Linked DNA regions of Homo sapiens: all the other regions are linked to region 3. Evidence: read pairs that join two places in POLR2A ChIA-PET (ENCODE). Cell type or tissue: OCI-LY7. All regions are shown on one strand. Each heading gives the region's core, and the rest is flanking DNA. Links, peaks and the distances in the headings are about the cores only.

What was found. ChIA-PET counts read pairs that join two places held together with the same protein. Peaks named below come from ENCODE experiments on the same cell type or tissue, not always from the same donor. Only the 100,000 strongest peaks of a DNase experiment are listed, where the experiment ranks them.
Region 1: POLR2A ChIA-PET joins it to region 3 with 11 read pairs; 5 of 35 experiments call an interaction of 5 or more read pairs at or near these places.
Region 2: POLR2A ChIA-PET joins it to region 3 with 10 read pairs; 2 of 35 experiments call an interaction of 5 or more read pairs at or near these places.

What each region holds. Positions count from the first base shown.
Region 1 is chr6:18,419,388-18,427,760 of GRCh38, forward strand. It overlaps RNF144B (ring finger protein 144B), which reads left to right. Exons shown (of 8, transcript NM_182757.4): 3 at 8,194-8,298. It overlaps LOC124901271 (a long non-coding RNA gene), which reads left to right and starts at 1,904. Exons shown (of 2, transcript XR_007059487.1): 1 at 1,904-3,072; 2 at 4,146-4,605. In OCI-LY7, for the core only: no CTCF peak of the experiment used is centred there; no DNase peak of the experiment used is centred there.
Region 2 is chr6:18,472,831-18,481,203 of GRCh38, forward strand. No RefSeq gene overlaps it. Among named protein-coding and RNA genes, the nearest start is that of MIR548A1HG, 46 kb to the right of the region's middle. In OCI-LY7, for the core only: no CTCF peak of the experiment used is centred there; a DNase peak (open chromatin) is centred at 4,971.
Region 3 is chr6:18,322,968-18,331,340 of GRCh38, forward strand. No RefSeq gene overlaps it. Among named protein-coding and RNA genes, the nearest start is that of RNF144B, 60 kb to the right of the region's middle. RefSeq lists a silencer at 7,962-8,011. In OCI-LY7, for the core only: CTCF peaks have their summits at 1,403 (motif pointing right) and 1,602; DNase peaks (open chromatin) are centred at 1,404, 1,874, 4,894, 7,704 and 6 weaker places; H3K4me3 peaks cover 4,539 bases; H3K27ac peaks cover 7,159 bases.

The sequences.
Region 1 (8,373 bases), core at 214-8,213, 96 kb after region 3:
GGACTAGCACAACTGGTTCTATATAGCAAATGAGGCGACCCAGGAAGAAAGTGTAGAAAGAAGAGAGTTTAGGTCCTTTCCTGAAATTCCAGCATTTAAAAGTTGAGTTGAGGAAAATGCAGAAGATTGAGAAAGAGTGACTAGAGAGGAAGAATGAAAACCAGAAGAGTATGGGATCCAGAAGACAAGGGGAAAAAGGGTTTCAGGAAGGTGGGAGTGGTTAGCTGTGTGTGATACTGCTGTTGAGAGGTTGGGAAGGAAGAAATGTGTACTGGATTCAGTGACCTAGAGCCACTTCAGTTGAGTGGCAGGGAGGAGTTGGGATGGGATTGGTGAAGGAGTGAGGGAAGACAACTCTTTCAAACATTTGATTGTGAAGAGTTGAGGAGTGAAGAAGGCAGTATACAGCCAGGAAGAGGAGTGAGAGAGGGCTGTTCTATGCTGTTTTATTATGACTTTTCTTTGATTTCTTTGATTAGGATATTTTGAACATGTTCAAGTATAGACAGGACAAAATTCAAGACATAGGAAAGAAAACAGGTAATGAATAGGTAAATTTCCTGAAAGGCAGGAGGAGATGGGAACCAGAAAAGCAGAGTTGGCTCCTATGTGTCAAGAAAAGAAGAACAGAGGATGGATGTGTGTTTGGGTGGGTTCATATGTTTCAGTTATCAGAGGTGAAGGAGCTTGGCCACAAAGTTGAGCACAGACTGAGTATCCCCTATCTCCTTATCTGAAATGCTTGGGACCAGTAGTGTTTCGGGTTTCTGATTTTTTTTTTGATTTTGGAATATTTGCATTATACTTACTAGTCTACCATCTCTAATCTGAAAATCTAAAGTCTAAAATCCTCCAATAAGCATTTCCTTTGAGCACCATATTGGTGCTTAAAAAGTTTTGGATTTTGGAGCATTTCAGATTTTGGATTTTCAGATTAGGGATACTCAACCAGTAAGTGCTGGATTCAGGCTTCCAGCTCTCAGAGAAGCCTGAGTGTCTACTATGTGCCAGGTCCTGTGATTGATTAGGTGCTTGTAGGGGACATGAAGAGGAGCAGATATAATCTAGATCTAGAAGGAGCTTCTAGGCTATAGAGGAGGCAGGCAAGTTGATAGTCATTTGCAATGCAGCATGCTGGGCGTGCTACATTGCTCATGTGTACAATAAACATCTGGTGTTACCTACGGTCATCATAGAAAGGTTGGCAAGTAGAGGAGGAAAAGCCAAGTCTTCTGGAGAATTTGGGGAGCGGGGGAGGTTGCATCATTTATAAAATTCCTTCTGGATAGTCTGATATTCTAGTATGTCCCCAAGTGAGAAGGCAATACCACCAGCCTCACTGCTATTGAGAATCAGTCCATTCTCCCTCCTTTTGATGATTTTATGTGGCTTCCTTTTGAAGGGGAAAAGAATTGGAACTTAATATCAAACTATTTTAAAATTTCCTTTATTAGAGTCTTACGAAAACTTATACAAACATGATACTAAGTAGTATATAAGCATATTTAGGCATATATCTCTTAAAGAATAAGAACACCACAATAATTATACAAACTTAATATTGATTAAAATTACAGACCAATAAGGCCAGGCATAGTGGCTCATGCCTGAGATCTTAGCACTATGGGAGGCTGAGGCAGACAGATCACTTGAGCTCAGGAGTTCAAGATCAGCCTGAGCAACATGGCGAAACTCTGTCTCTACCAAAAATACAAAATAGCCTGGCATGGTGGTGCGCACCTGTGGTCCCAGCTACTCAGAGGCTGAGGTGAGAAGATTGCTTGACCCCAGGAGGCAGAGGTTGCAGTGAGCTGAGATCGTACCACTTCACTCCAGCCTGGGTGACAGAGTGAGAAACCATCTCAAAAAAAAAAATTATATATTATACACACACACACACACACACACACACACACACACACACACACATATATATAAAATAAAATTACAGACCAATAAAATGTAAGTTAACATTAATGTGATGAGTGATGTTTAACTTTGGGTAAATTGCTTTTTCCAGTTAGGCTCTGAGTTTGATGTGTTCCAATGACTAAGTGGTAATTCAGTGATCTTGTCACCTTTCTCTGTTGGAATCACTAAAAATTTTGACGTGTTCAGCATTCACTGGGCCCAGATTCTTCTCTTCTTTTTTTCATTTGCCTGTGACAATGATAGCACCCCTACGTGGCAAAGCAGGGTGGCACCACAGACCAAGGGTTAGCACGGACACTGGGTGGAAACAGGAAATTTCCTGAGGTGGTTCCAGGCATGCTTTTATTAAGAGCATTGAATAAACATAAAATGGGGAAAATCTTGCCATGAAGAACTCTTGGGTTCCCAAGAATACACCTTTGCACGCAGTTTGAAAAATACAGTGCGAGCTGGGCCTTAGGGTGCTATGAGGGCAGACGGGCTGGGTGTGCTGCCACACTAGGGGATGAGGCAGGGAAGGCTTCTGGAATGAAAAGGGATGAGGGACGAGAACTGTCAAACCAAGGTCTCTTTTAAACTGTGCTTATTTATGGCTTGCTGTTTGATTTGGTGCTTTTTCCTTTAATCATTTGGTGCCAGGTTTTCCTATCAGTCCTTTCATGTCCTATATGGTTGGCCAACACCTACAAGGGGGAGGTTGGTCACCTAAGTAATCTCATATTGGTGAAAAAGCCAAGGTATCTGAAAGGGGTTTTGTAAGAAAAATTTTAGGATCGGACTATACCAGGAAACAGCTTCCTGCCTAGCTATAGGTTGTTAATTTGTCTGAATATTTTCAAACCAGGATGCTTTTGGTGTGTTGGATAGGCTTTTGAGTAGGGAGAGATACTATCTTGAATTGTGCTAATAATTTAACTCAACAGCATCTAACAAAGGCAGTCTTATTCTTGGATCATGTGTACAGATCATAGTCTGAAGTGGAATAAGCAGAATGTTGTTCTCAGTGTGAGATGTTATTTAGAACACACTGGAAACATTGTGATGTCATTGTGCACTGAGGCAGGGAAATGTTAGTCTACATTTTATGGAATATGTACTTCAGTGTTTGCATTGTACCTGGAGTGATAAAAAGCAAAACAGGTACTCAAGACCTGTCTGGGCTTTGGCCTTTGGGCACATTCCCCCTCATCACCTTCCTTCCCACTTGGCTGAGCTATGGATGAGAAAACCTAGGTCAATAGTTCACCAACTCACCTTCAAGCCAGGTGGGCTGACAAGTCCTCCTTTGACCACAGGACCCCAGCGCCTGCATCCAGAAGCATCTAAGATCCTGGAAGTCAACTTAAATTTTCAATGAATGGGCCAGTTGCAGTGGCTCACACCTGTAATCCCAGCACTTTGGGAAGCTGAGGCGACAGGATTCTTTGAGCCCAGGAGTTTGAGACCAGCCTGCTTGGGCAACATAGACCCAATTTCAATCAATCAATCAATAGTCGAGTGTAGTGGCAGGCATCTGTAGCCTCAGCTACTGAGGAGCTGAGGTGGGAGGATCACTGAACCCAGGAGTTTGAGGTTTGCAATGAGCCATAATTGTGCCACTGCACCCTGGGCAACAGAGCAAGACCCAGTCTCAAAAAAAAAAAAAAATCAACTAATGGCACTCATTACCTCCTTCCTCTCAACAGTACCTATTCTCTTACCTATTCACCTCACCCTCATGAAGCTTTTCTAAGGTTCCTATTTGTCTGTGGACTTTCATTTCTGCATGCCTGCCTATTCAGAAACATCTATTCCATTCTCCAATTATACTTTACGTTTGCATACCTCTTTTCACTTTTCAAAGTGAATGGGGGACTCTCCATTTTCCCTGAGAGCAGCTTAGACAGGTGATATTGTCCCATTTTATAAATGAGAGCACTGTAGCTAGAGAGGTTAATGACTGGCTCAAGATGTAGAGGAGACTTTAGAGCTTGTGCTTCAACCTACATGGCTGGAATCCAGTTTCATTGGCTATAGATTATAATGCTTTATTTTTTCTTAGAAAAAAAAACTTTAGGTAGGGCATAATTTAGTGATAGAGAATGAGGAACTATATAGTACGTTTTTAAAAATATACATATATTCCCTGCCCACTCCTGTGATTTGTTCTTGGGTAGGTACATAGTAGCTTTGTCTTAACACTGTGACCCTTTTTGCCATGTCCATCATAATAGGTGAGAACACCTTATATGAAGAATGCCTGTGACTTTGGTACATCGGAATCTGATACCCTTGAAAGGGGTCTAGGAGACACCTGTTTCTGAGTAGATTCCATTGCATACAATTCATAGACTCTCAGAGTTGGAAGAGACAATATGAGTCGTCTGGTTCACCAGGTGTTTGGTTACATTTTTGGTTAGATCCCATATGAATCCTTAAAGGTTGTGGAGTGAGTTTGACGAACAATCCTTATTATTTTGCATGACCCTTCATGGCCTAAAAATAATTCTGTGTTTTACCAAACTAAGTAAAATGTTGACTATACAAAAGAAAAAGGTTTTTTTCCCTTGGGTCATTTGGGTTTTGAGATGTTCTATTTGAAACATTTTCCTTACAATTTGTTACCTGTTAAGAAAATTGCTTATTTAAATATCTGTTGAATGCTACTTAATAAATGTAACTTTCAAAATGTGACTAAATGGTGGTAGTTTTCTTTGTTAATAGTGATTATTTTATTTTGCCATTGTTGCATTGCTATAATTTGTTTTCATTTTCTTTGTTTCTCTCTTTATAAGCTAGATGCCAGTTTTCCCCCCTAGAATTGTTAACCATTTACCTGTGTTTTGTATGACATGCACATGGGATTCATGTGAACGTTTTCACTTATTTTGCACTTTTTAGCCAGAGATACAGAAGAAGAGAGGGACACTCGAGATTAAATGTTTTAGTGAAAGTTAATGGGCAGCATATAACAAGCCTGGGGTACTTGAAAATTCAGTAAAAAGCAATAACTAGGGCTGGTTGTTTTCCCTCTTTGCCTTTGAATAGAAATGCATGCCCACACTGATGGAATGTCAAGTGCCTGTGCTGTAGGACTACTTAGCAACCTGCCCTTACAAATCTCTATCTTGAACCAGTGTTTCTTAGCATTAAAAACAAAGGGTATGTGTACTTAAACCCTGGAGTCAGTGTACAGAGGTCTAACTTCTCACCCAAAATCGTGGGTCATATAATATTGTGGCCAGGAGAGTGCTTATAGGAAGTTTCAAAATTCATTTAGTTGATATATTGTGGTTTGTAGTGTACCTAGGAACATTACATTATTAGTAAGAGGCACATCCATTATAAGCTCTTGGGAAGGTGTATATTTCAACTTAACACATTTGCAGTTATATTTGAAATGAATGTGTTTGCCTATAAGGACTCACTTAGTATCTTTAGTTCCTATTTAATGCTAAACTTATTCTGTAGACCCAAATATTTCTAAGAGCCTTGCATAGAGGCACCTGGGATATTCTGTTACAAATATCTGTTCTGTCTACACAGCTTCTCCACCTTAAGTGGTTTAACTGGTGCTTTGCAGGGAGTGGAGAAAGGATATCTCAGAAGGTCAAAGGATTAACATTTTCCCACAAAGTCTTTGATGGAAAGTCTAAGACCAGGAGAAGAGGAGTAATAACATGACCTATTATTCTGTAATTTGCAAATTCATGAAGGGCTTCCATATATAAATTTCACGTGTATGTGTGTATGTGTGGGTGTGTGTGTGTGTGTGTTAAAACCTGTGAGGTAACTATAACAGGTATTATTGTCCCTACTTTTTAAATTAAGGAAAGCAAGTCTAGGTCATAGGCTAAGTCATTTTCCCATTGTCACCTAGTAAAGTGGACCCTCCACCCAGGTGTTAGGATCTGAAGTTCTTTGCATTGTTCACTTTGTTTTCCTCAAACACCTTCCCCTTGAGCCTGGAGACTATATCTTTCAGTCTTTTTACTTAAATTTCTTTAAGTGGCTGCTGGGGGTCAGTGGGAAGATCAAGGCAGTAACAATGGAACAGGTGTGGCTGATGGAAGGCTGAGATGTCCTCAGCAGCAGAACAGGATGGACAGGCTTTCACACTGTTTATTCATTTGTCCCCTGGCAAAACACTCCTTTTGGTGAGCCGCCTTGACTGTTCCCCTGGGTGTTCGCCTGCCCATTGACATTCTTCCCCATATTTCCTTGCTGCTGCTCTCTTCTATGTCCCACTGCTGCTGCTGCTGGATACCATGTTTGGCACAGTAAATCCTAGAGCAAGTGATTTTTCACCCTTCTGTTGAACAAGGAAGTCAGGGTTAAAACACAGTAATTATATGGCGGTCAAGTGCAAGAGAGGAGTGACTGCAGAGGATCCCTGTTCCCAGATACCTTTTATTCCTGAATTTATACTAAATCATGAGCATTTGTGCATGTCTTTTAAATATCATTTGAAGACTCTTTTCATGATTCTGCACATTCTATCGCATAAATTTAGCAACATTTATTTCAGTGTTCTATTTTGGGTATTTAGGTTATTTTCTAGTTTTTGCTGTGATGAATATTATAGAAAAAATTAACTCCTTGGAGAAAAAAACTGTTAACTATTTGAAGAGATACAAGTCTGGTTTAAATGGTTTGCCCTAGTCATTGATTCATCAGTACATTGTAAGTTATTTATAACCAGATAAATACATGATTAGTTTTCTGAAGTAATATAATAGTGATACTAGTTTTATTTTCAGGTGGAAAAAATGAGTAAAGATGGTCAATAACAGGGATAGATTTCACAATTACATCATCAATATTCTGACCCTAGAATTTTACTTTTGGCTCATGCTTTTATAAAAAGTTGGTGCAACAGCAATATTTTTAATGCAGTAAGTTGATACATAAATGTATAAATCTGAAAAATCTAAACCCAGTTGTAAATAATCACCACTTTGTAAGAGTCGTTGCTTCAGTGGCTGGCTTAAGTATTTTTGGTGGAATGTACTCCTCAACATTTGAACTTGACTTTTTTTTGGTCATGCATGTAGAAAAGGTTTACCGATTATGAGCAAATTAGTAGAAGTTGAAGAACCAATTACTTAGAGGTTTATTTCCTGGAACTACTGCCTTCAATTTCTTGTGCAGTTGCATAGAGAGGAATAGGGTGAGGCATTACAGGTTTCCATAAAGCTATCAGTCCCTCTCTTAACTTTTCAGTCAGACTCACATCTTCACCCACTGTCCAACATCCAGACACAACAGGCAGTGAGCAGACCAACTTTGTTCCTGGTGTTCTCCCTCTTCTCTCTGGGTTTCTTTTTTCTTTTCAGTTTCTTCTCTGGGCTTCTTTTTTTCTATTCAGTTTCTTCTCTGGTTTTCTTTTTTCTATTCAGTTTCTTCTGTGGGTTTCTTTTTCTATTCAATTTCTTCTCTGAGTTTCTTTTTTCTATTCAATGTCTTCTCTGGGTTTCATTTTTTCTATTCAATGTCTTCTCTGGGTTTCATTTTTTCTATTCAATTTCTTCTCTGGGTTTCTTTTTTCTATTCAATTTCTTCTCTGGGTTTATTTTTTTCTATTTAATTTCTTCTTTCCCCAGGGGACCAGTGCCTTTTTTCCTACTCCAACCTCCTTAACATGGCATCCACCAAGGCCCATATTTTTGAGGTCTCATTGTCTTTGGGATAATGTCTTTGGGACAATGTGTCTCTTGTCTTTGGGAAGCAAGTTATCTTTGCTGTCCCCAGTCAGCAGGAAGTCACCTGACTTTCCCAAATTTGACATTATCTTTTCCAGGTATGTTTGCTTTTAAGCGTGGTCCTAGAAATGTCACTGCCTTAAGCTTACTTTGATTGTGTGGCTAGCTCAGTGCAAGGGTCACAGCGTTCTGTTCTAGTTTTGGGTAAACTTTGATGGAGAGGACCACTAGGTAAAAATGGAATTAGGAACTCATATTTTTTTTTTTAAAGGAGGGGGCCTTTAGGGTTAGAAAATAGTGTTTTTTCTTTTCCTGATCTATGGTGGCTGAAATGTGTGAGCATAGGGAAATCTGACTTGAATAAACTCTTAAGATGAAGTCATACATAATTAATTGCCTGTCTCTGCATTCTTTCCAAAGTGATGGCTCTTAGTATTCACACTTGTGATAACTTATGTTTCTTGAGTACAAGAGCCTCAGGACAGCCAATTAAGGAAGAAGACACAGTGGTGGTTCTGTTATGTAACCTTTCTGCTACTGTAATGGAATGGGCAATTGTCTTTTTTTTCTTAACTTCCAGTGCCTGAAACAGTACATGCAGCTGGCAATCCGAGAAGGATGTGGGTCTCCCATCACTTGCCCTGACATGGTGTGCCTAAACCACGGGACCCTGCAGGAAGCTGAGGTATGAATGACTACCATCATCTTCCCCTCTTTCCTATTTATGTTATTTATTAGGATCTTGAGTCTTTATGTATTT
Region 2 (8,373 bases), core at 340-8,339, 150 kb after region 3:
TCTACTAAAAATACAAAAATTAGCCGGGCGTGGTGGTGGGCACCTGCAGTCCAACTACTCAAGAGGCTGAGGCAGGAGAATCGCTTGAACCCAGGAGGTGGAGGTTGCAGTGAGCTGAGATTGTGCCACTGCACTCCAGCCTGGCCACAAAGTGAGACTCTGTCTCAAAAAAAAAAAAAAAAAATCAAAGTGTTGGATGGGGCTGTGTTCTCCTCTGGAGGGAGGCTCAGAGTCCTATTCCAGGCTCTCTGGGTGTTGTCAGAATTCAGTTCCTTCTCACACCTTCCACGTGGCCCCCTCCATCTTCAAGCTTGCAACAGCTCATTGAGTCTTTCTCATACTTCAGACCTCTTTGGCTTCCTCTTCTGACACATCTCTGGCTTCCATTTTACATTTTAATGGCTACGAGAGTATGTATATTTGTCATTTTCAAAAGGAAATTTAGCTTTTTAAAATCTGTTCTGTTTCCCAGCCCCATGAAGGCAAAGAGTTTTCACAGGTAATAGAATCTGCTTGAAGACATCACAAACTTGGGGAAGAGTTAGCAAAATCTAACTTCTACCTGGGAACTGTTGACTTACCGTTGGAATTGGGTCTAGTATAGCCAAGGAGATCAGCAATTCTGCTTCTGGCTAGTGTCCTTGGGAGGTCCATTTGGTCTATATGTGGGACAGATTTTCTTAAATGGACTCAGAAGAAAACCTGATCTGAGCTTTCTAAACAAACCTTCAGAAGATTCAGGATTGGATTGAATCTTGTTTTGGATTCAGGAAGGACAACTCTTTTAAGAGCTGGCTTAAAGTACAGGATGGTGTTTCCATTCAAGTCAGACCAGTAAAGCAGATGGATCTGAGTTAACCAGTCACTGCCTGTTGTTGAGGGACGTGCAACAAAAGTCAAGGTCATTGCCTCTTCCCCTCTCCCACCCCCAGTGCAGCAATACAGACCCGGCCAGATGCTGTAGATGTTTTAAACTAGCATAGCCATGCTTTTGACTAGAAATGAAAGACTGGAGGGAAGTTTGATAGCTCTCCTAGTCTCTTGTGGACAAGTTACAATTTCTCTTGGCTTCGGTTGCCTCATCTAGAAAATTAGGAAGTAACTGTTTTCTAGGTTCAGTACAAACCTAACATTTTGACTAAGATGGAAAAAACCTCCAGCCCCCTCTGTGAGCTCTATATGCATGAAACTAGTTAGCTCAAGGGAAATTCTCCTTCTTAGACAAAGTAATCCTCAGAAGCAGCTTCCAGATGCTGTTATGGATAATGCCAGAAGCATATGAAATATATTGCCAATTTACTTAAAATGAGCAAATTCAAAGAGTAGTGGTTGAACCTCATGGTTTATCTACAGCTCTTGGTGGCTAAAAAGACCTATAATCAAAGTTGCTTGGGGAATTTCCAGGGACATGTTTCTTCTAGTACCTATACAAAAAATATCAGGACCTCACTCTCCTTATTTGAAGCACACCATGGATTATTATGAGTGTGTTAGTCTAAGGGGCTTGTTATTAATTTTTTTCAGTATACATTGTATTTTCTGCAAATTGAGTTAAATTTAAGGTATATATATTGATAGCATATAGGATAGTATATATGCATGTATGTTTGTGTGAATGAGAAGATAAATAGGCACATCGACTTTGTTAACAAAATTTTTATTCAGTCTTTAATGAATTCGATTTTCAAAAGTAGAACACAAAACTACTTGTGAACTTTGAAAAACGGTAAATAAAGAAATAAGTTAATTAAAAAAACAAGTTAATTAAATATTCAAAGAATGCTTTAAAAGTTTTAAGAGTGGTCATACTAAAACTCAGTCCTCATATTTACATCTGATATCACAAGTGTGTCATAGCCAAGGAAGTAAAATAAGAACTTGTGGTGGGGCATGGTGGCTCACGCCTGTAATCCCAGCACTTTGGGAGGCCGAGGTGGGCGGATCACTAGGTCAGGAGATCGAGACCATCCTAGCTAACACGGTGAAACCCCATCGCTACTAAAAATACAAAAAAGTTAGCAGAGCGTGGTGGTGGGCGCCTGTAGTCCCAGCTACCTGGGAGGCTGAGGTGGGAGAATGGCATGAACCCGGGAGGCGGAGCTTGCAGTGAGCCGAGATCGCACCACCGCACTCCAGCCTGGGTGTCAGAGCGGGACTTCGTCTCAGAAAAAAAAAAAAAAAAAAAAAAAAAAAACTTGAAAAAAATCTTCAGGTTTAATTTCTTTTACCTACCTTAAGGAAAACAAAAATGTGTGTTGATTGCACCTTAAAATGAAAATGATAAAAATAAGTGGTTGTATTCTTCTCCCACTCCCCATTCATAATCTGCAGGGTATTTCTCAAACAATAAATATCCTCAACTGGTGTAAGAATGTTAATTTACTACTGGAGGGAACAGAAGATGACCTGGAAGCATTGTCCCAAGCTAACTGCTGAGGGCTAGACACTTATTTGAGGTCTCTGGTTTTATTTTTTAATTTTATTGTTCATTTAAACATTCATTAAAAATTATAACCTCCATACTATTTTGATTTTAATTAAGTAATTTTGTTTGTAGAGACAGGGTCTTGCTTTGTTGCCCAGGCTGGAGTACAGGGGCACGATCAGGACTCACTGTAGCCTCAAACTCCTGGGCTCAAGCAGCTTCCCACCTCGGCCTCCCAAAGTGCTGGGATTACAGGTGTGAACCACCACAACTGGCCTGATTTTATTTATTTTTATTTTTGAGACAAGGTCTTGCTCTGTCGGCCAGTCTGGAGTGCAGTGGCGTGATGATCTCGGCTCACTGCAGCCTTGACCTCCTGGGTTCAAGTGATCCTCCCACCTCAGCCTCTTGAGTAGCTGGGACTACGGTGCATGCCACCACACCCCGCTAATTTTTTAATTTTTTTGTAAAGACAGAGTTTCACCATGTTGCCCAGATTGGTCTTAAACTCCCGAGCTCAGGCAATCCTCCTGCCTCAGCCTCCCAAAATCCTGGAATTACAGGTGTGAGCCACCAGACCTGGCCTGATTTCATTTTAAAGATTACATTTTAAATTATTGAAGTAAGATTAACTTCTTCTTTTTTCTTTTTTTTTTTTTTTGAAGACAGAGTCTTGCTCTGTCACCCAGGCTGGAGTGCAGTGGCACGATCTCGGCTCACTGCAACCTCCACCTCCTGAGTTCAAGTGATTCTCCTGTCTTAGCCACCCGAGTAGCTGGGACTACAGGCGCACACCACCACACCTGGCTAATTTTTGTATTTTTTAGTGGAGATAGGATTTCACCATATTGGTCAGGCTGGTCTCGAGCTCCTGACCTTAGGTAATCCACCCGCCTCGGCCCCCCAAAGTGCTGGGATTACAGGTGTGAACCACTGTCCCTGGCCAAAATTAACTTCTTAAAGATGCTTTATCTTTGTCTTGTATCCTCCAGTACCCCACAATACCCTGGGGTGTTACATACACCTGTTTGAGAAGCATGAGCAAGTCTACTAGGTTATTTTAATCACCAAACATATATTGAATGCCTTCTTTGTACAAACAAATGTGTCTCAATTAGTTGTTTCAAGTGGCTTAGTTAGGTTTAGGAGAAAGAATACGTTGGTCTACAGAAAAAGGAATGACTGCATTGGGTCATGCCTGGTACATGCCAGGTGATTGGTGTAGACAGGTGCCATGAACCTGTGGAGAAGGAGTGAGATTGTTGGAACTTTTCAATTCACATTTCATGGAGATGATGCTGATCAGGGTGTTGAGAGACAGGATTGTGATCAGCAAGGGCATTACAGAGAGGAGGCATGATGACAACAGTGTGACATGGGGAGTGAGAAATAACTGAATGAAACAGAAATAAAGCACCTGTGGGGTGCAGAAACAGAGAACCTTGAGTGCCAGGCTCCCGTGTTGACAGGTTCTTTTTGGGGTGAGGAGCCATTTCAGGGTTCTGTGCTTGAAGAGTGGGGTGAGGTGCAGTGACTCATGCCCATAAACCCAGCACTTTGGGGGGCTGACATGGGAGGATCACTTGAGCCCAGGAGTTCGAGACCAGCCTGGGCCACATGGCAAAACCTTGTCTCTACCAAAAGTTACAAAAATTAGCCAGGTGTGGTGGCATGCACCTGTGGTCCCAGCTACCTGGAAGGTTAAGGTGGGATGACCACCTGAGCCTTGGGAGGTCAAGGCTGCAGTGAGCCGTGATGGTGCCACTGCACTCCAGCCTGGGCAACAGAGTGAGACCCTGTCTCAAAAAAAAAAAAAAAAAAAAGGTATGTGCAAAGCTACATTTTAGCAGGTTAATCTGACAACAGTCTGTTGGTTAAATTGCAAGGAGAGAAGCTGGAAGTGGCGTGGCCAGTTTGAGGACAGTACTACAATAGTCCAGGTATCATTTAATGAGAGCCTGATCCAGGTTGGTGTCTGCAGGGAATGTCAGGGGAAAGCAAATGAGAAAGATCTTACATAAAACAAAACCAAACCCAATAACACTTTGGTAACTATAGCATCCACCAAACTAGTGCTTTAAAAAAGTTTTCCATTGTAATGTTGTTTTGTACTCGAACATGTTACTGTATTGAATATTAAAACCTCCATAAAATTGCTATCAGTCTTTACTCAGAGCCAGCTTAGAAAGGGTTTCATTAATGTGAGGCTTATTCATAGGACTCACCCTTAAATCATTTTTGGAACAAAGCAGGGAATAAATACAATTACTCATAGGGTATGCTGAAGGAGCAGCCAGATTGGATGCATAAAAACTGAGTGGGAGATGCATTTCTACTTTGTTTTATAACTTTAGTTAATTCTTATGAAAGTAGGGGGTACAGGAGAGTTTCTTAGAGTGATGAATTAATTCATTTAAGAAATGCTTTCAACCCAAATGCCTTCTCCTTTTTGGGGGAAAGCCAGGAGCACTGAAGTACATAACTAGCTTGACAAAGACGGGAAATGGAGTTGAGTTCTGAAAGTGCTTTGAGGAAGTTAATTGACCATGTTGTTTTCATTTACTTGGAAAGAAATTCTCTTTGAAAGTGCATGAGGTGTGTCTTCCCCTCTGCTGCCACTCTGTCTGCTCATAAGATAAACTGATGCAATCTGATGTTATATACTTCCATTTTGTATGTGAAGAACTAAAGCTTGTCACAAAACAACTTAATTATTCTGCTATAATTGATGATTAGCTTGTCCTTATTAGAATATTCTTTTGCCCTATGCCCATGGAAACTTTTTGCTCTCTGTAAGTCTGATAGAGTAGCTGTTAGAGCTCTGCTTAATGTGATTGAACCCAGAGACCTGGGAAGAGAGAGGAGGAACACTGTATTCTGGTCAAATTGGCCTTCTGTTAATCAATATCCATTACTTTAGGAGGGGAAAGAAAGGAGAAGCTGCCTGTCATATGAGAGACAAGCACGGCATTCAATGCAACAAAAAGTGTAAGAAAAGCTCAGCATCCCTAGGTTTCTTGTGTGTTGATCAGTTAACGCTTAGGGAGGATAAGTGAAACTTGGAGACATGCTTGAACAGTTTTCCCAAATTGTTCCATAAATGTTGGAAATGTTCCTCTATCAATTCTGTTAATACATACATGGGTTATATATATATATATATATATATATATATATATATATATATATATATATATATATGTGTGTTAAAACATGTGCATCACTTCTATATGCAAATGTTCCTCTATCCATTATGTTAATACTACGTGTTGTATTGAGAGGGTGAAAATTTTAAGAATTGAGTTGTGTAGAGGTCTTTAATAAGTAAAAACAAACTCTGAATCTCAGAATGGTGTTTTTATCTGGTTTCCTCACAGTTGTTTCTTCATTGCCAGATATTTGTCTATTTCTTAGCCTTTTCAGATAATGAGCTCTTAGATTTATTAATTTGATATTTGCTTTCTAATTCATTAATTTGGTCTTAATCTTTATTAATTTTTCTTCCTGCTTTTCTTGTGTTTTTTTATTGCCTTTTTTTAACTTCCTGAGTTGACTGCATCACTTATTTTCATTCTTCCTTGTTTTTTTAAAACTGAATTTTCCTTCCAGTATAATTTGATAGCCTTGAATAAATAATGTTATTATTGGTTTTTTCTGCAAAATAAGTAATCATTATGTTGATTTCTACTTTCATTTAACGATTGTTTTGGTTATGTAGGCTTTGGTTTTCAAGCATATTTTGTTTTTCCATAAAAAAAATGACAAATTTCTAATCTCATTCATTTTTGCATTGGAGTCTTGTTGCCTGTACAATCTCTACTTCTGGAAATTCACTGAGAATTTATTTGTGGAAAAAATTAGAAAATATTCCATAAGTATTTTCTGTGAAGGGCACAAAGTTTGACATATAAACATTGAATCTTGCTTATTAATTCTATTATACAATTCCATGTTGTCTTTGTTTACTATTAGCTTACTTTATCTACATGGAAAGAAGATGTTGGTCTCTCCATATACTCTCACTTTTATCGATTTCATTGTAGTTCTAGTGTTTCTTGCTTATGTGTCTTAAAATTATTTAATTTCAATCAAAATAACACTCACATTTTAACATATTAGGATATTTTATTAATACAAATTTAAGAAATGATAGGATAAAATAAAACAAGAGCCTCTGACCTCTTCTTTCTATTTTTAGTAGACCCCAGAAACCCCTTTTAATGATTTTGGTTTTGAGTTTATTTGGTGGTGTCTCTGCCTATCTAAATGGTATGTATACACCACAAATTCTTGCTTGGGAAATTCAAATTTGACATAACCACCGTATCAATTGATTTCTTGCCATGAGTTATGAGGATTTAACTCACTTATACACTCTCTCCTACCCTCCTGGCTCCTCCCAATGTTGTTACATCATTACTTTTCATTCCTTTCTTGGCCATATTTCCAGTCTTAGGAATTAAGACCTCCATTCCTCTTTCCATCAACTGTAGATAGCACCTCTTGACTCCGTACTTTATAAAATAAAGCTATGCCCATCTCTGTCCTTTTCTCTACCTCTCTTTCCATTCTCTCCCCATTTTAATTTGTAAAGTTTATCAATCGTACTTAAAAAAAATTTTTTAAACTAAAAACAGAAGAGGAAGTATCAGTATCTAGTACATATTAAAATGCTCATTAAGTATTTGCTGTTAATGTTATGTTTATTATTATGAACAGGGCAATGAAAATACTTTGTATGATACTATAATGGTAGATACAATAATATGTATCTCAAAACATATTATTGTATCTACCTATTGTCCAAACTTATAGAAGGTACAACAAGAGTGAACAGTAATGCCAACTATAGACATTGGGTAGTCATCATGTGTCAATGTAGGTGCATCATTTGTAACAAATATACAACTCTGATGGGAGTGTTGATAATGGGCCAGACTATGCATGCTTGAGAGCAGGGAGTATATAGAAAATCTCTATACCTTCTGATATGTTTTGGGTGTGTCCCCACCCAAATCTCACCTTGAATTGTAATAAACCCCATGTGTCAAGGGCAGGGCCAGGTGAGATAATTAAATCATGGGAGCATTTCCCCTGTACTGTTCTCCTGGTAGTGAATAAGTCTCGTGAGATCTGATGGTTTTATAAATGGGAGTTCCCCTGCCCAAGCTGTCTCTTGCCTGCTGCCATGTAAGACATGTCTTGCTTCCCCTTTACTTTCTGCCATGATTTTGAGGCCTCCCCAGCCTGCGGAACTGTGAATCAATTAAACTTCTTTCCTTTATAAGTTACCCAGTTCTGGATGTGTCTTTACTAGCAGCATGGGAACAAACTAATATACCTTCCTTTCAATTTTTCTGCGAACCTAAAGCTGCTTTGAAAAAAAAAGCCTTGAAAAATAGAAGTGAGTAGGGTATATAGTATAGTAACTGAGAACTCTGCCTCAAGAGCCAGACCATTCTTATTTTTGACCCACTCACTCATTACTGTCTGTGTGACCTTGGACAAGTTATGTAACCTTACTGCTTTATTCTTTTTCTATCTGTAAATTGGGAATAGGGGTTGTTTCTAAGTTCGATGTCTGGCACATAGTAAATGCTCATTGAGGGTTTGTTGTTTTTATTACTATCAATACATATCAAAGTAGATTGTATTTATTTATTTTTTATTTTTTTGAGATGGAATCTCCCTCTCTTGCCCAGGCTGGAGTGCAGTGGCATGATCTCAGCTCATTTCGACCTCTGCCTCCCAGGTGCAAGCTATTCTCCTGCCTCAGACTCCCAAGTAGCTGGGATTGCAGGTGCCTGCCACCATGCCTAGCTAATTTTTGTATTTTTTGTAGAGACAGGGTTTTGCCATGTTGGCCAGCTGGTCTCAAACTCCTGACCTCAGGTGATCCGCCCGCCTTGGCCTCCTAAATTGCTAGGATTACAGGAATGAGCCACTGC
Region 3 (8,373 bases), core at 195-8,194:
CCTGTAATCCTAGCACTTTGGGAGGCCAAGGCAGGTGGGTCACTTGAGGTCAGGAGTTCAAGACCAGCCTGGCCAATATGGTGAAACCCCATCTCTACTAAAAATACAAAAATTAGCTGGGCATGGTGGTGTGCGCCTGTAATCCCAACTACTTGGGAGGCTGAGGCAGGAGAATCAGTTGTACCTGGGAGGCGGAGGTTGCAGTGAACCGAGCTGAGATCACGCCACTGCACTCCATCCTGAGCGACAGAGCAAGACTCTGTCTCAAACAACAACAAAAACCCAAGAAAAGAAAAACAAAAAACTTCTTCAGATTTGTGTTTTAGGGTTTTCATTTGCTTCTGGATATCACTTTGTCCTCCATGGGTGTGGGGAGTGGCAAATGATGACATTTTATGCAATTTCACATTCATCAACTTACTTGAGGATAGAAAATTCCTCACTTAATATTTTACGAAGTGTAAACTTTCACTTTTATTTATTTACTTATAAAATAGAGATAGGGTTCTGCTATGTTGCCCAGGCTGGTCTCAAACCCCTTGGGTCAAACAATCTTCCTGCCTTGGCCTCCCAAGTGCTGGCATCACAGGTGTGAGTGATTGCACCTGGCCTAAACTTTCCCTTTTGAGCTTACTGTTGTTGAAAGATTTCTTGCAAAATAAAAAAGCACCACCAAACAATAACATAATACTTTTAGATGCACCTCATAGAAGAAATAACCAAATCATTTTGGTCAGATTGGTTTCTCTGTGTCCTAAGGCAGTACTTGCAGCCTCGTTTCCCTGTACATATTCCTCACACCCCTAACCTATGATTTCTCACATATCTCAGGGACCCCACCAGCTGTGCCTTGGTGGTTCTGTGCATTTTATAGACCTGAGCATGGGCCATGGCAGACCTAGTCGGTGAATCCCAAGGGTTCAGAGCAGCAGCTGTTGGAGAGCTCTCTTGCCACCATAAGTGCTATCCTTGGACAGAGTTGAACTTGGAGGCTCTTGTCTGAGGGTCTTTTTTTTTTTTTTTTTGGTAAGCAAGTGCCTTGCTGTTTTTGAAAGGGAAACGTGTTAGTTCCATTGCATGTGGAAAGGATTGGGGAAAATAGAAATGGGTCCACACTAGCCGCCTTACAGATTTAACCGCATGTGACATCTTGGCTTGTGTGTCATACAGTACTAGACAAGACCATGGTGGAAGCTGAAAACATAAAGGGCTACTAAACCAATCCTAGCTTATTTTAGTGCAAATATTAATGGTGACTCTCCATTAAAGTGAAACAATCCAGGAAAATGTTAAACCAGACAAAATAGCAGGATAATACGCCTAAACCAGGGCTGTCCAGGGCAGAAAAAGACCCTAGTTATAAGGATGGCACATTATCTCGGGAGTTTTTGCATAGGAACACTAGAGGGCGCTTTAGACTATAGTTAAGAATCCTGCTTTGATTTACAGAAGGAAACTTACTGTATCAGATTGATGTTATAAATTTCAGCAGTGGTTGGTTTATACATTGGTATTCCTAGAACATGGAAAAATGCAATACAAATGTTTTCGTGTTCCCCCTTCCCATGCTGGAGTGGTTACGATAATACTGTTTGTGTTTTACTTCAGATTAAAATCTTCAGAAGTGCCCTTTAGTTGTCAAAAGTGTCAAACACTGGGGATAAAAAGGTCACACACTGTTAGTGAGCAATGAAAATTTAGTATGATAAACTGATTCAGAAAACAACTTGCTTTGAATGTTCTTGATGTGCTAGGTATGTTTTCCTAAACCTTTTATGCAGGACACATTTAATTTTTTATTACAATTCTGTGAGATAGGCACGACTGTTATTTACTTTGTAGATGAGGAAGCCGAGGCACTCGGTGTTGAAAAGACTGCCCAGGGTCACATGTCTTGTGCATAGATAATGTGCTGTTAACCGTTGTACTGTGCAACTGTGCAACACAGTTGCATGGATAATAATTAGTGAATAATACCTCTATGAATGAATGAATAAATATTATGTTACATAGATACTAAGCATATGGGAAAGGAGTAGGGAAAATTGCACTTCATATTTTTTTCCTAGTGGCTGGTCCAATTATTTAATGAATCCCATTCCAGCTCTCAAGAGTCCAGTGGAGTCCACTCAGGGTTGGAAATGGATTTGTCTATGTTACATTATGGCTTACCTGAAAATAGTGAATGGGAGTTCACGGTCACTCAGTCATCCAACTCTTGAGAATCTGGCCTGGGGATGGAATAGAGGAGCATGAGGAACCAAGAGTGGGAGGAATGGGGTCCACTTTTGGAGAAAACAAGAAAAATGCAAGGAGGAAAAATTGCTTCAGCTCCCTGGCAGACTCGTTCTCTAAGACCGACTCAGGAGACGGTGGAGGCTCTCTCTGTGTCCCTCCAGGGGCTGCTCCAGGAACCAGGCTCCTTTGGGGTGACAAATACGTCCACCCCTAGTAGAACCAGAGAATATGAATAGATGCTGAAGTCCTAGGACTAAAACTGGTTTCAGTGAGGAATGGGGGAGGTCCTACTACAGGTTGGGGAGGAATGGATGAGATTGTCCCCCTATTTAAACATTTCTTTTGTTGTATTTTTTTATTATAGTAAAATATACATAATATAAAATTGACCATTTCACCAGTTTCACGTGTGCAATTCAGTGGCAATAAGTAATTCACAATGTGAATGACTTTTTTTTTTTTTTTTAAGACAAGATCTCACTCTGTTTCCTAGGCTGGAGTGCAGTGGCACTATCTTGGCTCACTGCAGCCTCCTCCTAGGCTCAAGTGATCCTGTCACTGCAGCCTCCTGAGTAGCTAGGATCATAGGTGTGTGCCACCATCCCTGGCTAATTTTTGTATTTTTTGTAGAGACAGAGTCCCACTATGTTGCCCAGGCTGGTCTTGAACTCCTGGGCTCAAACAGCTCTCCTGCCTCAGCCTCCCAGAGGTGCTGGGATTACAGGCACGAGCCTCCATGCCCAGCCTGTGAATTACTTTTTCATAATCACAAATAGCAACTCTCCATTTCCTCCTCTCCCCAACCTCTGGAAATCACCGTTCTACTTTCTGTCTCTAATGAATTTGACTACCCTAGGTACCTTGTTAAGTGGAATCATACAGTATTTGTCCTTTTGTGACTGGCTTATTTCATGTAGCCTAATGTCCTCCAGGTTCATCCATGTTGAAGCATGTGTCAGAACTTAATTTTTTGGTTAATGTTAGAAGACTGGAGAGGAGATGGAAGGACATGTTCGGGCTTGCACTCCTTGGGTGGCAGTGGGAGAAAGACAGTAGGTGTGGGATGCCTTTCTCCTGCCCTTCAGGAAATATCATGCTTCCTTCTAAGGCCATCAAGTGGTGTGATTGATCAGGCAACAGAAAACCAGCCTCCCATTCCCAAAACCTATCCCCCATTCCTTCTCCATACTGCCTAAAATACACAGACTTGGAGACTGGTTTGATTTAACAATGAGAGTGCATGGGGAATTGAGGTGGGGAGAAGATGCTGTCAATTATTTACTTTATTAAGTATTACTGTAATGTGAATTAGAATATCAGATCATTTTCCACCTCTGTCTACCCCAGTTGAACTAATGAAGCAGGAGTTATAGAGTTGGAGTGGAGAGTAGAGAAGGGATGCCATTTTGGGCACGTATATGACAGGCTCATACCACACAATGTGAGCCTCAGGAATCCGGGGAGAATGGGAGAGAGAAGTTTTTTTTTTTTTTTTTTTTTTGAGACGGAGTCTCACTCTTTCACCCAGGCCTGACTGCAGTGGCGCTATCTCGGCTCACTGCAAGCTCCGCCTCCTGGGTTCACGCCATTCTCCTGCCTCAGTCTCCCGAGTAGCTGGGACTACAGGCACCCACCACCGCACCTGGCTAATTTTTTGTATTCTTAGTAGAGACGGGGTTTCACCGTGTTAGCCAGGATGGTCTCGATCTCCTGACCTCATGATCCGCCCGCCTTGGCCTCCCAAAGTGCTGGGATTACAGGCGTGAGCCACCGCGCCAGGCCAAAGCGGGTGTTTTAAGAGCCCCCAGCTCTGGTTCTAGTACCAGACCAGCTAACAATGCTGCCCCGATGCGAAGTGAAGGGGAGCTGGGCATGGGTGTTCACTGTGTGCCTTTCACAGGATACGTCTACTTGGAGGGTGGCCTAAAGCCTAGTTCTCCAACCTGTAACCAGGAGGGCTCTCTCACAGGAACCTTGTTTATACTGGCAGATACCCACGTGGCTCTTGTCTGATCGGGTCCAGTTTATGCCTGTCTGACTGTCACTCTGCTGCTGGGAGCCTGACTTTGTGCTCTCCTTGGTGCCTTGGAGAAAATCAGGCCTGGGGCAGCCCCTAGTTCTTCAGATGGAAGGTGCAAATTCAGTACAGCACCCTCATAGGAAACAAGTCCAAAGATTTTCACTTAAACAGTTCCTGGGCAGGGAGAGCACCATGAGTCTTTGGTCACTAGGTCATGTGAGGCAGGAATGAGGGATCAGGTGGAGAGAGAGAGAGAGAGAGAGAGAGAGAGAGAGAGAGAGGGAGGGAGGGAGGGAGGGAGGGAGGGAGGGAGGGAAGAGAGAGAGAGAGAGAGAGAGAGAGAGAGGAGAGAGAGAGAGAGCGCGAGCAGCTAGCAGTATATTTTGCATAATACAGTGTGGGCCATTTTCAATTTGAGGGTAAATGCATGAATGGTCCCTTTAAAGGAAGCAATGGGAGAGTGGGGAGCCCAGGGGGCTAGCGGTAGAAATGCCTCTAAGTTCTTATCTCTGGCCACCAGCTCCAACCATTTGGGTGTGATGTAGAAAAGAAAAAAAGGAAGAAGGACAGAGGAGCCAGCTCTGCTCTTGCTGGTCTTAAGCAGGACCAGATGGGACACGCCCCCTTACGCACCCAGCTGCTGTTCTCGAAGGCACTTAAGGGCTCTAGCTCACCTGGAGTTTTGAAGGGGATGCGGAAGAGCTTGATGTTGCAGCCTTCCTCTCTCCTTGGCAGAGTCTCTGGTGATAGAGACATGGAAGAAGTTTCCAAGGCTGGCCCTGGGTCAAGCAATGCAAAACAGAATTTATTTGTGGAGAAAGTTTATGTTCCATTCAGCTGTAAGTTACAATGGCCATGACTCTGAGAGGCTGTCTCATAGGTTTATATAATTTGACACTCATAGAAGGAGAGGCCTCCTTTTACCTGAATGTTGTTCATTCCTAGCTTTTTATCCTTGGATTGGTTGGTGAAAAAGCAGCCAGCCTTGACTGAATTATGTGTGGAGTTGGGAGAGAGGAAGGAGGTTTCTAGGTCTGTGTTGGTGACCTAATTCTGTATTATGTTTTCAGCTTTGCTGACCTAATTCTGCATTATGTTTTCATTGAGTGAGCTTTTTATTTTTATATCCCTTTCTGGTAACGGAACTACCTTTAAGACTTTCAGTTTTTCCATGTCCCAACTTGCCACATTTTACGTGCACTTGAAAATTCACTCCTTAAGCTATTTTTCATTCTTTCAACCCAGTAGGAATAATATTGCCTGTTTATTATTTGAATAGCAGCATTACTGCTGGTATTATAAAGTCGCTGGTCTTGAGCATAATTTGTATGTGTAATAAGTTAATATTTGTTGTCAAGGCTTTAAAGGGGCTGTGTCTTTGGTGTTGGATTTTAATAGTTAATGAACCAATGGAATCTTTTTAGTTTTATTGCCTTCCTTGGGTGATTAGATATGCATCATCAGACCTGGTTTGCTTTCACCAACGCTGAAAACAGGTTCCTTGTTAAACACGTCAGTTACTTGTTTCTGGAAGTTACATTTACCACATACTGTGATGACTGGCATTGTTTTTTGGGTTTCCGTTTCAATGAAAAAAATTACTTGAAAAATGTTCTCTTATATTTTGAAACTGTGATACTCATGTTAGCTTGTGATTAGCACTAGCATTTGAGGAACATTCTAAATTCAATCTCTCAGGCATTTTGGTTTCTTTGTTTCTAAAACTTGTTCAATTATGCCTGATTTCCACTGGTAAGACATAATAACTCTTTTGTGCAAATTGGATGTTTGTATCACTTCCCTGCTTTTTAGTAAACTTTGAAATTCTTTTCAATTCCTGAAACTAAGTGGGAATAGTAACTAGATTAACCATGGCTTTTTTGTTGTTGTTGTTGTTGGAGAGACTGTAGCCTTGACCACCCAGCCTCAAGTGATCCCCCTGCCTCAGCCTCCTGAGTAGCTGAGACTACAGGTGCAAAGCACCAGCCCACCTAATATATATATATATTTTTAATAGAGATGAGGTCCTACTGTGTTGCCCAGGCTGGTCTTGAACTCCTGGCCTCAAGCGATCCTCCCACCTCTGCCTCCCAAAGTGCTGGGATTATGGGTGTGAACCACCGTGCTCAGCTAGCTTTTAAAAATAATGAGCATGAGGCAGGTGGATCACCTGAGGTCAGGAATTCAAGATCAGCCTGGCCAACATGGTGAAACCCCGTCTCTACTAAAAATACAAAAAGTTATTTGGGAGGCTGAGACAGGAGAATTGCTTGAACCTGGGAGGCAGAGGTTGCAGTGAGCCGAGATTGTGCCATTGCACTCCAGCTTGGAAGACAGAGTGAGACTTCATCTGAAAAAAATAAAAATAAAAATAATGAACAGGACATCATTGCTTGAAAATTATTTCTAAAAATCAGGACATTCCAAAAATAATGGTTCCTTTGAAAGTATTAAGCCCTTCTTGTTGCAGGCCTTGTGGGTGTGATTGGTTTGTGTGTGAGAAAACCATGCTAAATGTAAATAAGTACATTTAGTAACTCTTTAAGGAACAATTAGTTCCTTTTCCCAGGATAAATTTATTTTACAAGAAGTGATAAAGTGAATATTTTGTAAGAAGTATAATTTTAAAATTATTTAATGTGATTTTTTGGCACATCTAATATGCAAATATAGTATTTATATTTCCCTTTCCCGTTACTAAAGGGAAAAATAACTCTAGTGAAGAAAGCGGAAGAAAGGTCTTTTTGGTCTCTGCCCTTCACTCTGACTGTATTTCTTTGCTGTAGCTGTATTAACTGAGTAGTTAGCTCTAATTACATAGTTCATCTTTGCAGCAGCCTCAACTGATTCAGTTTAAAATCAGATTAAAACAAAACGTCCTTCTTCTTGTGTGTGCAACCCCATAATTTAGACTGTTCTGAGCTTTTAAAAGAATGCTTAGCCAGTTTTTTTCTCCAACCGTAATTTGACATAATTTCCTTAAAAAGCAAGGAAATTATGCCACATTTAAAGATCCTAGATTTAGTTGTCTAGGGGCTGTTTCTGATGATCAGGATAAATTAAGTGGACCACCATGCAATGTTTTCTTGTATGAGTAGTGGCGAGAGCCAGGGGTGGGAGATGAGGGGTTAGTTAGTCTTAAACAGCTCAGCAGGAAGAGTTGGCAGAGTTGGGATTCTGCATCTTTGACCTTTTAGCATTTCAGTGGGTCTTTGTTTTCATATGGACTTTTCCCTCTCCTCCATTTTCTTCCCCTTTTTTATATAAACTTTAAAAAATTGGTAATATTTAGATGCCCTCTGAGCTTTGGAAAGGCATTTTTGTTGTTGTTGTTGTTTCAGTCCATTGGGTACATTTAGTTCTGCTGTATCTACATCAGAAAAACCCTAAGTGTAATAAAGCACGTGAAGTATTACATTAGCTCAAGTTCCTTCTTGAGTCACTTCAGCTGTGGAGTTTCTCTTCCTTTTGCTACTTAGAAAATTGGGGCCTTTGGCTGGAGAATCACTTGAACCCAGGAGGCGGAGGTTGCAGTGAGCTGAGATCGTGCCATTGCACTCCAGCCTGGGCGACAAGAGTGAAACTCTGTCTCAAAAAAAAGAAAAGTAGGCTTTGGAATCAAAGAGTCCCCAAGCCACAGAAAGCTCCACCATAGCTCCAAGTCCTGCAAACCAAACAACTTTCAACTTCCCCATGTAAGTCCGGCATTTGGTTTATGATTTGGCAAATGCTGAAAGGAGGAGCTTTCACGCCAGCAATTGTAAGAAGGAAACTTAGCACTAGCTCCACAGCATAGCAGAGAGAGAACTATGTCAACTTGAAGATTTATATTAAATAGAGAAACAAGGGATTGGTTTAGATATATAGATGACTTATAAAGAGGAAGTTTGGGGTGGTGATTAAGGCCAGATCATTGGCTTTAGATAAATCTGATTCAAAATCTGGATGAGCATCATTAACAAGTCAGAAAAACAATAGATGTTAGTGTGGATGTGGTGAAAAGGGAACACTTATACGCTGCTGGTGGGAATGTAAATTAGTATAATCTCTATGGAAAACAGTATGCAGATTTTTTTTTTTTTTTTTTTTTTGAGACGGAGTCTTGCTCTGTCACC